Linked DNA regions of Homo sapiens: region 1 is linked to region 2. A link is an interaction called in ENCODE POLR2A ChIA-PET data of the cell type or tissue named here. Cell type or tissue: Panc1. All regions are shown on one strand.

Evidence for each region. Peaks named below come from ENCODE experiments on the same cell type or tissue, not always from the same donor. Only the 100,000 strongest peaks of a DNase experiment are listed, where the experiment ranks them.
Region 1: POLR2A ChIA-PET joins it to region 2 with 5 read pairs; 2 of 35 experiments call an interaction of 5 or more read pairs at or near these places.

What each region holds. Positions count from the first base shown.
Region 1 is chr3:149,077,457-149,081,456 of GRCh38, forward strand. All of the region lies in intron 2 of HLTF (helicase like transcription factor), which reads right to left. Among named protein-coding and RNA genes, the nearest start is that of HLTF-AS1, 6.9 kb to the right of the region's middle. In Panc1, no CTCF peak of the experiment used is centred here; no DNase peak of the experiment used is centred here; H3K27ac peaks cover 334 bases.
Region 2 is chr3:149,660,710-149,664,709 of GRCh38, forward strand. It overlaps WWTR1-AS1 (WWTR1 antisense RNA 1), which reads left to right. Exons shown (of 3, transcript NR_040250.1): 3 at 397-655. It also overlaps a transcript of WWTR1 not described here. Among named protein-coding and RNA genes, the nearest start is that of WWTR1-AS1, 4.5 kb to the left of the region's middle. In Panc1, no CTCF peak of the experiment used is centred here; no DNase peak of the experiment used is centred here; H3K27ac peaks cover 1,371 bases.

The DNA.
Region 1 (4,000 bases), 580 kb before region 2:
CACCAAGTACAAAAAAACCTCCCTTGGGCGGATGTTTGTCAAAACAATTTTACAGGAAAGTGTTTTAACTTCATGGCTACCTGAGGCAGTGGATAACAGCTGAAGCAAAAAAACAAAAAGGCTTATAAAGAAGAGCTAGGGAATGAGATGTCTGTGAGGGCTTTGAAAAGCTCCAGTGTATTTCTGGATATCTAGAAGGCCGTAAGCAAGCACAGGGCTGGTATGCATGACCAGGGCTGTGCACATTCTCAAGAAAGACCTGAGAAGGCCCTAAACGCTCACCTTTGCCTGAACTTGAGCATTTAAACAAGCCAGAAGTGAAAGCTAAAGCAGAGTTGTCAGGGGCCTTAGAGTGTTGAAGGAATGCCCTAACATACAGAAGTTCTCAGCAAAGAATGTACGATTTATTAGTTCCAGCACAATCATCAGCTGACCGCTAAGCTAACCAAGTACAGACTTCAGTGACCACACACGATAAAGGATAGACATCACAGAATTAATTCAGGAAAGTCACTAACAAACACACACTAATTACAAAACTCAGCAACAAACCACCCTAGAAGCCTAACAAACACACACTAATTACAAAACTCAGCAACAACAAACCACCCTGATTTCCAGAGCTGCCACATTATTTAAAATGTCAATTTTTCAAGAAAAAAAGTACAAGACATGCAAAAAAAATAAGAAAGTATGGTCTATACACAGGGAAAAAAAGCAATCAATGTCAACTGTCCCCAAGAAAGTATAGATGTTTGACATAGTAGAAAAAGAATTTAAGTCAGTTATTTTAAATATGTTCAAAGGGGCTGGGCATGGTGGCTCACACTTGTAATCCCAGCACTTTAGGAGGCTGAAGTGTGAGGATCTCTTGAGGCCAGGAATTTGAGACCAGCCTGGGAAACATAGCAAGACCCCATTTCTACAAAATAAAAATAGAAAAATTAGCCAGGTATGGTGGTACATGCCTGTAGTCCCAGCTATTCAGGAGTCTGAGGTGGGAGGACTGCTTGAATGCAGGAGTTCAAGGTTACAGTGAGCTATGATCACGCCACTGCACTCCAGCCTGGGTAATAGAGCAAGAACCTATCTCTAAAAAATTAAAAAGTTCAAAGACCTGGCCGGGCACAGTGGCTCACGCCTGTAATCCCAGCACTTTGGGAGGCCGAGGTGGGCGGATCACGAGGTCAGGAGATCGAGACCATCCTGGCTAACACAGTGAAACCCCGTCTCTACTAAAAATACAAAAAATTAGCCGGGCGAGGTGGCGGGTGCCTGTAGTCCCAGTTACTCGGGAAGCTGACACAGGAGAATGATGTGAACCTGGGAGGCAGAGCTTGCAGTGAGCCGAGATCGTGCCACTGCACTCCAGCCTGGGCGACAAAGCAAGACTCCGTCTCAAAAAAAAAAAAAAATAAGTTCAAAGACCTAAAGCAAATCATTTCTTTCGACATGAAAACGCATGTCTAAAAGCATGGAGACGATGTCTCACCAAACAGCAATTCTAGAGTCAAAAGGTACAATAACTGAAGAAAAAATTCACCAGAGAGACTCAACAGCAAATTTGAGCAGGCATAAGAAAAATCAGCGAAGCTGAAGATAGGTCAATTGAGATTATACAATCTAAGGAACAAAAAAATGACACACAACAGAGCCTCAGAAACTTGTAATATCAAGCATACCAACACACATACATAAGAGTACCATAAGGAGAAAAGAGAAAGGGGCAGAAAAAATATTTAAAGAAATAACAGCCAAAACCTTCCCAATTCGATGGAAACCACTACTCTACACATATAAGAAGCTCAACAACTCCAACTAAAATAAACTCAAAGAGATCCACACCTGGTCACATCATAATCAAACTGTCAAAAGAAGTTTGAGACCAGCCTGGGCAAAAGGGTAACGACAGTTTCTAAAAAAAAAAAAAAAAAAAAAAAAAAAAAAAAAAAAAAATTATTTAAAAAAATAAAAATTTTTAAGTATAATTTTTTGTAATTTTTGTCCTATCTCATTAAAAAGTATATAATTATAAATCTTTGTTGATAGGTATACTACATATATAAAGATATAACTTGGATAACAGCACAAAGGAAGGCAATAGGATGGAGCTGTGAGCAAAGGTTTTTTTGGGGTTTTCTTTGTTGTTGTTTTTTTGAGACAGAGTCTTGCTGTCACCAGGCTGGAGTACAGTCGCACAATCTCGGCTCACTGCAACCTCTGACTCCCTAGTTCATGCGATTCTCCTGCCTCAGCCTCCCAAGTAGCTGGGACTACAGGCAGGTGCCACCATGCCCAGCTAATTTTTGTATTTTTAGTAGAGATGGGGTTTCACCATGTTGGCCAGGATGGTCTCAATCTCCTAACCTCGTGATCCACTCACCTTGGCCTCCCAAAGCGCTGGGATTACAGGCGTGAGCCACCATGCCCCATGCCCAGCCACAAAGTTTTTTATATACTGTTAAGTTGGCACTAATCCAAACTAGGTTCTTATAAATTAAGTTGTTAATTGTAATCCCTAAAGCAATCATAAGTAACTCAAAATATATAGTAAAAGAAACAAGGGAATTAAAATAGTACACTAAAAAAAAAAATCTATTTAACATAAAAATGAGTATTGGAGGCCAGACCCAAATGCCACATATTGTATCATTTCATTTACGTGAAATGTCAAGAGGAGGTAAATCCATATACACAGGAAGAAGACTGATTCATGGTTGCCAGGGACTGAGGGGTAGAGATAATGGGAGTGACTACAAATGGGAATGAGGTTTCTTTTTGGAGTAATGAAAATGTTTTGGAACTAGATTGTAGGGATGGTTGCACAACCTTGTGAGTATTCTAAAAACTACTCAACTGTACACTTTAAAATGGTAAATTTTATAATAAATGTATCTCAATTTTAAAAAATTCCTTGAAAATATACAAGAAAGCTGCTTCAAACCTCTCCCAGCATGTCTACTGACTCAAGAGATTACAGCCAGAACTAAACAGAGTATTAGACAGATATTCATCTCTAGACTTTTAGAGATATTATCTATGAGGCAGAGCTATGTTCTCTCCCAGTCGCCACCCCTCTGCCACTGCCTACAGGATGATCTTTTTTAAACCGGATTATGCAAATCCTAGAAAATACATAACCAAAATAAAAAAGCAGGGCACAAAACTAACAATTTTTGAGCATTTCATCTCAAGGTATTACATAATTGTAATTTATCATAATAAGCTATCATTAATTACAATTAGTTAACTGTCGTTACAAATAAGTAATTACTAGAATTTTAAATAAAATATATATGAGCCAAAATATTGGAGACTATAAAAACAAAAACATGGTCCCAGCAGCAAGAAAAAACAGGACATATAAAAAAACAAAAAGACAAAGACAAGAATAACAAAAGGAATGAGAATTAATCATAACAGTATAGTCATACCCCGCATAACAACATTTCAGCAATGACAGACCACATGCATTATGCAACAGTTGTTCCACAAGATTATAATGGGGCTGCCCTATAGAAGTGTACCATTTTTCATATTTTATACAATATTTTTACTGTACTTTTTTCATGTTATATATGCTTAAATACACAAATGTGTTACAATTGCCCACAGTATTCAGTAAAGTAACATCTTGTTCACTCTGTTTCCACAAAGAAATCACCTAACACTTTTCTCAGAAAGTATCTTCATTGTTAAGCAACACATAACTGTATTTTAAAATAGAAAAAGAAATAAACCACATTATAAAATAAAGCCTTTGATGGGTCAAAAAATAAACTTAACCATATGCTTATTGAAAACACACTAAAAAAAAAAAAACAAAAAATAAAAATGAAATAAGAATAAGAAAACACCAGAGTTAAAAATAAAGAATGCTACTACATAACAAAACGTGGTGGCTAAAGGCAACGCAATACTTAACACGTTTAAAGATTAAAAGATTAAATGACTCAAATTAAGTGCTCAAATCGCAAGTCCAACAGAAATGAAAAGAAAA
Region 2 (4,000 bases):
TTCCTCCTTTGTAAATTAGGGACAATAACAGTACCCACCCCACAGGATTCTAGGTGAAAACACATACACATTTTATTTGTTGATATTTGATTTAGAACACAATATTTGAAGCTGGCTCTATCTGCTACATTATGCAAGTAGCTTAGCATTCCTAAGTCACAGTTTACTCATTTACAAATTGGAAATAATATTGTGGTAGTCTCTCTGCTGCGTTGCTGCCTTTCAATGGCCCAGCCTCATGTTATTTATACCTTTACGTAGCCCCTTCCACTTAATCTGGACTGGGCCAGTGATTTGCCTTAACCAGGAAAATGTGGCAGTGAAGTTGTGCCACTTCCCTGCCTTTCCCATCCCATCCCCTAGGAAGGTATGGAAGCTTCCACTTTGTACTTTTAGGAGACCTGAGCCACTAAGTAAGAAGTCCAGTTACCCTGTTGGATAAACCACATGGAGAAGGAAAGGCCCTGAGATACTTGGAGAGAGGGAAAAGTCCAGCTGCCCAGCACCTGAGCTGAGCCCAGCCTCAGCCAACCCCACCGGCTGACTGCAAACACATCAGTGACCACCAGTAAGACCAGCAGAGCTGCACAGCCAAGCCCAGCCCAGATTGCAGAATTGTGAGCAAATAAAATGGATATTGCTTTAAGCCACAAAATATTGAAATGTTTTTTAAATGTAGAATGTGCATTCTAAGAATAAAAAGTTGCAAATAAAGTCTTTTTTTTTTTCTCAGACAGGGTTTCACTTTGTTGCCCAGGCTAGAGTGCAATGGCTTGATCTCAGCTCACTGCACCCTTCACCTCCCAGGTTCAAGTGATTCTTGTGCCTCAGCCTCCCGAGTAGTTGGGACTACAGACGTGCACCACCACGCCTGGCTAATTTTTGTATTTTTTTAGTAGAGGCAGGATTTCATCATGTTGGCCAGGCTGATCTTGAACTCCTGGTCTCAAGTGATCCGCCCACCTTGGCCTCCCAAAGTGCTAGGATTATAGGCTTGAGCCACCATGCCCGGCCACAAATAAAGTTTTTTTTTTTTTTTTTGAGACGGAGTCTTACTCTGTCACCTAGGCTGGAGTGCAGTGGCACAATATCAGCTCACCACAACCTCCACCTCCCGGGTTCAAGCGATTCTCCTGCCTCAGCCTCCTGAGTAGCTGGGATTACAGGCACCCACCACCACACCTGGCTAATTTTTGTATATTTAGTAGAGACGGGGTTTCACCATTTGGGCCAGGCTGGTCTTGAACTCCTGACCTTGTGATCCACCCGCCTCCACCTCCCAAAGTGCTGGGATTACAGGCGTGAGCCACCTCGCCCGGCCAAATAAAGCTCTTAACACAAAGCCTGCTTAACATAATAAAGCACTCAACAAATATGGCTGTTTTGTTTCATGGAGACCTAAAGATAAGGAAACTGGATCGATGAGTTAGAAAGTATTTTGTCCAAATATATACAATGAAACCATGTTAAAAAAAAACAAAAAACCCTGAGATTCAGCCCAGGGTTGTAACTCTAGAGCAGAGTGCATTCTCCAGACTGCATCCTGTGTGAGCCAGGAGTTGCTCCCTGGTATTGCCATTTTAAATCGTGTGATACTTTTTGTCTGACTATCTCATAAAGAAACTCCACAGCTTTTATAAGATAATCAGTTGAGAGCACACTCCTGCTGATAGATATGTAAATCTTTCCATTTGCAAACACTTTCCAACAAAGTCCATGCCTGCTTCTAAATCCTCCCCACAACACACTTCCTACTGAAGCTTCTCCTGAGTCATCCCTTTCTCTTCCCTCTGTTCACATCCAATCAGCGGCAAATGCTATTGATTCTTTCTTCTAGTGTCCCCCAAAATCCATGCTTCCCTTCCCACTCTCACGACAGGACCTTATCTCAAAATGCTTGAAGTGGTCTCCTAACTGGTTTCTCTGCCTCCAGTCTCTGTTTTCTGGTCTCCTTCTTTTATGATGTCATTACCCAGCTCAGAAGTTTTTTTTAACAACTGTTCACAAGTATATGAGTCAAAGCTATCAATCTGGCACTAAAGGTTTCCCAACACACTGCCATCTTCATAGCTTTCTGACCCTGGTTCTTACATGATCCAGTAATAAAGTATCTTTCTCCCACTTCAGCCAGGCTCTGACCCAAGCATATTTGGCCTAATTCGTTAATACACCTACCTGAACTTTGCTATTTGAATTCTGCTCAAAATTGTCCTCCAAACTCCATTGCCAGGCGTTCAGTAATCTCTCCCTTCTTCCTAAATTCTCCTTGTTCTTGTCTTTTTCACTCTTTCCACATGTAATCAAACATAACACTGCCTTACATTGTTTTGTCTTGTTTTTTCAGACAGAGTCTTACTCTGTCACCCAGGCTGGAGTGCAATGGCGCAATCTCAGCTCACTGCAACATCCGCCTCCCGGGTTCAAGCGATTCTCCTGTCTTAGCCTCTCAAGTAGCTGGGATTACAGGTGCCCGCCATCACGCCAGCTAATTTTTGTATTTTTAGTAGAGATGGGGTTTCACCATGTTGGCCAGGCTGATCTCAGGTGATCCACCCACCTCAGCCTCCCAAAGTGCTGGGATTACAGATGTGAGCCACCAGGCCCGGCATATATTGTATTGTAAAATTCGCCTCAGAAATCTCTTGCCTCCCCAACTGGACTGTAAATAGCTGCAGGGCTAGAAGCAGCTTAAATTTCTTTATGAGGTCAGGCGCAGTGGCTCACGTCTGTAATCCTAGCACTTTGGGAGGCCAAGGCAGGCAGATCACCTGAGGTCAGGAGTTTGAGACAAGCCTGGCCAACATGGTGAAACCCCGTTTCTACTAAAAATACAAAAATTAGCCATGCGTGGTGGCGCGTGCCTGTAATCCCAGCTACTCGGGAGGCTGAGGCAGGAGAATTGCTTGAACCCAGGAGGCGGAGGCTGCAGTGAGCCGAGATCATGCCATTGCACTCCAGCCTGTGCAACAGAGCGAGACTCCATCTTAAAAAAAAATTTTCTTATGAAACCGCTCCTAAGAAGGCCACAATTCCTTGTTGAGAGCATAGTGACCTTTAGATGATTTTGCCCATTCCTCTTTCAGCACCCATTAGTGTACTGTGCAGTTTGTTAGATAATTTCTCACCATTCACTACGATTTCAGCTACTTCTGGACTCAACTCTTTAACAAGATTGCAAGCTCTCTGAGAACAAGTCTAAGAGAACTTCACTTTCTTTTTGTTTCTCCCATGCCTAACAAAGTGTTCTCCATGCAGGAGTGTTCTGTACATGCCTAACCCAGTGGATTTTGCCCCTGCTATTCATCTGCCATTTTTGCCTCAGGAAAGCTTCAGCTGCTTCTCAGCCCTACCTCCGGGTTGCTGACTTGGTCTGAATGACTGATTTCAGCAAAGGTGTATGGTTAGAAACTTGGTGGGGTGGCTAAGTTAGAGGACTGTGGTCCCAGAAGCCCTTGGGGCAGAACCTGCCCTGACTTGCTGAACCAGTATGGAGAAAATTCCCAGAGCCAGGGTTGGGTCACCATTAGCAACTGAAGAGGAGCAAAACAGACAAGGACCTTGAATAGATAAAGGTTTGAATAATGAAGAGTCCAGAAAACTATTGAATAAGGTTCAACATGAGGATAAGAGTTGACCAGTTCCTTGACAAATCAAACGTGATACTTGTGTTTTCAGAATTTACCATATCCCAAGTGTTTAACACAGTGTCCAGCATATAGCAAATATGCAAATACCTAAATAAAAAATAATTGGTGCTGCCACTCATTTTTGCATTTACTCTTTTGTTGCCGTGTTTCACTTTGGTGTTCTTAATAAATGCATCACTGGCATGATGATAAGGAAGATAATTTTGATGATAATGATGATGGAAGGCACTATCTTTTTTTTTTTTTTTTGAGACGGAGTTTCGCTCCTGTTGCCCAGGCTGTAGTGCAATGGCGCCATCTCGGCTCACCGCAACCTCCACCTCCCGGGTTCAAACGATTCTCCTGCCTCAGCC